Linked DNA regions of Homo sapiens: region 2 is linked to region 1. Evidence: chromatin contacts called from ENCODE Hi-C or POLR2A ChIA-PET data. All regions are on one chromosome and are shown on one strand. Each heading gives the region's core, a stretch centred on a gene start or an enhancer-like site at or near the end of the contact. The rest is flanking DNA. Distances are from core to core; before and after follow the strand shown.

Region 1 (2,830 bases), core at 138-2,637:
GTTAAGGGTGAGACTGCCTGGATTCAAACATGGGCCTTGATATGTCCAAGCTGTGTGACCATGGATGGTTACTTCATCACTTTGAACTACTCCTTTTGGGCAAAAAGTGGGTAATATTAGTGGCGACCTCTAGGATCATTGTGAAGATTCCATGAGATGATGTACATCCAACCCTGAGCACTCAGTGAATGCTGACGTGATAATTGAGGGACCAGTAGGTGACCCACTCAGGGGAGTTGCGGGCTTTTGGTTCACTGTCACCTGGGAAAAGGTGTTGTCAGTGTCCGGACCCTCAACTTTCCTTGTTAGAAAAGTGTACCCTGTATAATAGAACTTGTCACTAATGCCAGGCTTTGTTTCCTTTGTCCCCCACCCATTGGAGGAGAGTGTATCTCCATGCTTTCCTTTGGCAACTGGATCTGAGGGTTTTCTCATCAGAGCAGCTGCCATGTTCCTCTCCTCCTGGGCTGTAATTTCCTCTCCTGTGTAGCCATAGCTGTCCACCACGTCCATTCCTGACATGGCCTGGCCAGTCCTTCCTTTCTGGATAACAACGCCAACATTTCTTATGTCTTACCTCAGGGATCATTTTCAGGCCACAGACCTACCTGTTTTGTTTTGTTTTTTTAAAATGGTAGTATCTACAGAACATTACAGTTTCCGTAAAATCATGTATATAAATATGCCTAGAAAACTACCTGAAATATAGCAGCTATCCCATAATTACTAATTGAAATACGTTAGTTGAATCTGAAATAAATTTCTTAGCCTAGGAACAAAGTTAGCATCCATCTGGGTCTCTGCAAAAATTTGTAATGTGTAAAAATAGGCATGTTTAGGAAGTTGCTTAATTTATTAATATATACTTCATTTTTATGGCAGTTACAGATTCTCTAATTGAATTTATATTTGCATGATTACAGTTTTTTTTTTGTTGCAAACGATTTTTATGGGCTGCTGAAGTTTAAGGAGTCTGGCATTTTAAATTGTTCTTCACTGTCTGAGAAGTAAAAATATGTCTTAAAAAATCATTGATGTTATAGTAAAGGAAAGCTCCCTCCCTTCCCTAAGTTAGTGCCTTTCAGAATGTGAGCATTTGTCAAGTGGAATTCTGTCTGATCCTTTTTCATTTTCTGAGCTATTATAAGTGCTTTCTTTTCCTTTAACTGTCATAAATGGTTTTTCTTCCCTTAACTAAGTAAAGATTTCTGGAACAATGTTTTGACCAGATTGAAACCAGCTTCTGTCCTATCTACTAGTCATTCATTTCTTGATTTCTCGTGCATTTCTAAACATAGATAAGTTTCTAATGGTGAAGAAAGTGAAACAGAAAGGAAGGAAAGAAGCAAAAGCTGGGTTGGGTCACCATATTGAGCGAAGGATATGCTTGTGGGGAATCCTACACTGTGATATTGGAGTAAACAGTTACATTATGGGGTGAGACCAGGTGAGATGGCTTATGCCTGTGATCCCAGCACTTTGAGAAGCTGAGGTGGGAGGATTGCTTTAGGCCAGGAGTTCAAGACCAGGCTGGGCAACAAAAATGAGACCCTGTCTGTACAAAAAAAAAAAAAAAAATTAGCCAGTCACAGTGGGGTGTGCCTGTTTTCTCAGCTACTCTGGATGCTGAGGCAGGAGGATTACTTGAGCCCAGAAGTTCAAGGCTGCAGTAAGTTATGATTTTGCCACTGCACTCTGGCCTGGGCGACAGAGCAAAACCTTGTCTCAGATTAGATTAGATTAGATTAGAATAGATAGATAACATAGATAAGATCAGTGTTTCAAAATCCTTTTCCAGTGAGAGGCATGTACTGCTGCTTTTGTAACCCATGACATTGAGAGTGTAGCAGGGGGTTCATGTGGAGGAGTTGCTGAGACCAAGAACCCCGTAAGGATAGTCATCTAAGTTTGGGAATACACACAAATTGTTGGGAGACACTTCTCCATGGGTCTCTTGTGCTCCTGCATGTCTTACTGAGTATACCAAGAACGTTCTTTACCTGGGCCATTTCTTCGTGTTGTGTTTGCAATGAGCAGCCTTGAGGGATGAAGTAGTGTCTCTTTCTGGGACAAAGACTGACCTACTCTCACTTACTGCTTACTATAAAGCAGCAGGTTTCCCAAGCATAGGTTCCTCAGCTGGATGCACGCTCACTGCATGTGCAGCTGCCATCTGGGCCCCTCAACGCTATTTCCATTGGACTGATGTAAACATGATGCTGGTGTTGTCTGAATCATGCTGTGAATAATAAAGTCCTTTGTCCTTGACCCGGGAATCTCATGTCTTCTGCCAGCTTCTATGAAACAGTAACAGGCTAACTTATTACCTTGCGAGTAGGGTAAAATCAAACAAGACCAGATACAGGTGGAGCTTCCAGATGAGCTGAACATGTGGAGGTTCCTGTAGGGTGGTGCTCTAGAAAGGGCATGGAAGCGCCATGTCCCTTGCCCCATACCTTTACCTGTGAATCTCTTCATCTGTATCCATTGTAATTTTTTAAAATAATAAACTAGTAAATGTAAAATAACCAAAACAAAGAAACCAAATGCCGGTGTATTACATATAAGTTGATACCTAGCCAGTTAAATGCGTTCAGATGTGTCTTGTTTAGGAGGTAATCACCCGGGCCTCCCCCACAAAGTATGGTTCAAAGGGTCATGGTGGGTGGCTCCTCAGAGCATCTCAGCTCCCTTAGACCTGATGAAGGCTTCACAGGCATTTCATATCTGTGCCTCTGGCCAGTATATCTCCAGGGAACTGAGTGCCAAGGGAGACCAAGGCATCTTTACTGACATTGTTGTACCTTAAGTGAGGCAACATGTAAAACTG
Region 2 (2,794 bases), core at 40-2,539, 67 kb before region 1:
GTTTTATTTAACTAAACATCTCCAATGTAATACTCTGCTTCAGCTTCTCCTAAATGTCCCATAAACTGTGATAATCATTAGGGCAGAAGCAGGAAGAAAACTCATGATCTTAAGATTATTTTCTTTGTAACATGTGATGAATCAGACTTGCAAAGTTCAAAGCACAAAAACTCCTAATGAATGCTAATTCTGTGGAAGATGTGCATATCACTCTCTTTCAAAAACAAAACTTTTTTTAGGTGTTCTGTTTGTGGCAGATTTTCCAAGTTTAGACTTGTATTCTCATTCTTCATCACTATGTGGATAGAACCCAATTATTAGGTCATAAATACAGTGAGAATCTAATATCTATCAATGACATGCAACAAGTCATTTAATTCTTTGTGTCTAGGATGGTTAATTTCAGGTGTCAATTTGACTGGATTCAGGGACATGCAGATAACTTCTGATGAAGCATTGTTTCTAGATATGTCTGTGAGGGTGTTCCAGAAGAGACTGGCATTTGAATAACTGGACTAGGAAGATCCCTCCTCACCCAGTGCAGGCCCATACCATCCAGTTGACTGAGGGCCTGACAGAACAAAAAGGCAGAAGAAAGGCAAATTTGCTCACTCTCTCTTCTGGAACTGGGACACCCATCTTCTCCTGCCCTTGGACATCAGAACTCCCGGGCCTTTGGACTCCAGGACTTGCACCAGATACTCCCCAATTTTCAAGCTGTCAGCTTAGGACTGAGAGTTACACCGTTGGCTCCCCTGGTCCTCAGGCCCTTGGATTTGGACTGAGCCATGCTACCATCTTCCCTTGTTCTTCAGCTTGCAGACAGGATATTGTGGGACTTCTCAGCCTCCATAATCAAGTGAACCAATTCCCGAAGTAAATCCCTTCTGATATATCTATATCTCTGTCTATCTATCTGTTTATCTATCTCGCTCTCTCTCTATCTATATTCTATTGGCTCTATTTCTTTAGAGAACTATGACTAATACAGGTTCTGAGTGCTTTCACTTTTAAAATGAAGTTTGGTATAAGGCCACCTTCAAACCTATTCTCTACCCTTTCCCTTCTACTCAATGTTCTGGGGTCCTATGGACTACATCAACAGGTTTTCTTGCCCTCTGACTTCCAGTCGGGTTCATCCAATGGGAGGCATCAGCAACAGAAGACCAGAAGAAGGTACACTTACTTGACCAGATACCTCCTTGTTAGCAGTAAATGCACAGCAACATTTCTCTACCAAAGATCGCTGCATCTTGTACAACCACAGCTCTTCAAGTTCCAATGACCACTTCCTCCCCTTCCCCTCAAACAGTAGTAGTGGCTTCCTGCCTATCTTAACCTTATCTTCACCCTGACTGATACAGAAGATATGAGTTTAAGTAAACTCTAGAGTTTACCTTTTTGATATGTCCTAGAAAGGTATTCTCTGCTGGGAGATCACATTATTATAATGCTTAGCCAATAAATGATACTCTGAGAAGAGCCAGTATGTATAAATGAGAGGACACCAGACTGGGAGGCAGGAGATCAACAGGGCTACTAAGTAGTTAGATAACTTTCTTCCTGATATGGTTTGGCTGTGTCCGCACCCAAATCTCATCTTGAATTATAGTTCCCATAATCCCCAGGTGTCATGAGAAGGACCTGGTACGTAATTGAATCATGGGTGTATTAGTCCATTTTCACACTGCTGATAAAGACATACCTGAGACTGGGCAATTTACAAAAGAAAGAGGTTTAATTGGACTTACAGTTCCACATGGCTGGAGAAGCCTCACAATCATGGTGGAAGGCAAGGAGGAGCAAGTCACATCTTACATGGATGGGCAGCAGGCAAAGACAGAATGAGGATGACGCAAAAGCAGAAACCCCTTATAAAGCCATCAGCTCTCATGTGACTTATTCACTACCACAAGAACAGTGTGGGTGAAACTTCTGCCATGATTAAATTATCTCCAACTGGGTCCCTCTCACAACACATCGAAATTATGGGAGTATAATTCAAGATGAGATTTGGGTGGGGACACACAGCCAAAACATATCATTCCACCCCTTACCCCTCTCAAATCTCATGTCCTTACATTTCAAAACCAATCATGGCCTCCCAATAGTCCCCCAAAGTCTTAACTTATTTCAGCATTAACTCAAAAGGCCACAGTCCAACATCTTATCTGAGACAAGGCAAGTCTCTTCTGCCTATGAGTCTGTAAAATCGAAAGTAAGGTAGTTATTTCCTAGATACAATGGAGATACAGACATTGGGTAAATACAACAGTTCCAAATGGGAGAAATTGGCCAAAACAAAGGGGTTACAGGGCCCATGCAAGTCCAAAATTCAATAGGACAATCAAATTTTAAAGCTCCAAAATGATCTCCTTTGACTCCAGGTCTTACATCCAGGTCATGTTGATGCAAGAGGTGGTTTCCCATGGTCTTGGGCAGCTCCATCCTTGTGTTTTCAGGGTACAGCCTCCCTACCCAAGCTGCTTTCATGGGCTGGAATTGAGTGTCTGCAGCTTTCCCAGGGACATGGTGCAGCTGTAGGTGGATCTACCATTCTGGGGTCTGGAAGATGGTGGTCCTCTTCTCACAGCTCCACTAGGTGGTGCCCCTGCAGGGACTCTGTGTGGGAGCTCCAACCCCACATTTCCCTTCTGCACTGCCCTAGCAGAGGTTCTCCAGGAGAGCCCCATCCCTGCGGTAAACTTCTGCCTGGACATCCAGGCATTTCCATACATCCTCTGAAATCTAGGTGGAGGTTCCCAAACCTCAATTATTGACTTCTGTGCACCCA

Evidence for each region. A loop is a pair of places that touch in the nucleus more often than their neighbours do. ChIA-PET counts read pairs that join two places held with the same protein, here RNA polymerase II (POLR2A). Pooled maps may share reads with other maps.
Region 2: a pooled map shows a loop between it and region 1 (5-fold over the local background). The contact joins two enhancer-like sites. A Hi-C loop is called at or near these places in 5 of 50 pooled maps. POLR2A ChIA-PET finds 5 or more read pairs at or near these places in 3 of 52 experiments (Caco-2, activated T-cell and naive thymus-derived CD8-positive, alpha-beta T cell).

What each region holds. Positions count from the first base shown.
Region 1 is chr4:98,638,233-98,641,062 of GRCh38, reverse strand. All of the region lies in intron 1 of TSPAN5 (tetraspanin 5), which reads left to right. Among named protein-coding and RNA genes, the nearest start is that of TSPAN5, 19 kb to the left of the region's middle. RefSeq lists an enhancer at 1,204-1,303. Within about 2 kb of position 1,387, at least 4 of the 41 ENCODE cell types and tissues checked have a DNase peak (open chromatin) inside an H3K27ac peak, as active enhancers do.
Region 2 is chr4:98,704,831-98,707,624 of GRCh38, reverse strand. No RefSeq gene overlaps it. Among named protein-coding and RNA genes, the nearest start is that of TSPAN5-DT, 47 kb to the right of the region's middle. Within about 2 kb of position 1,289, at least 2 of the 41 ENCODE cell types and tissues checked have a DNase peak (open chromatin) inside an H3K27ac peak, as active enhancers do.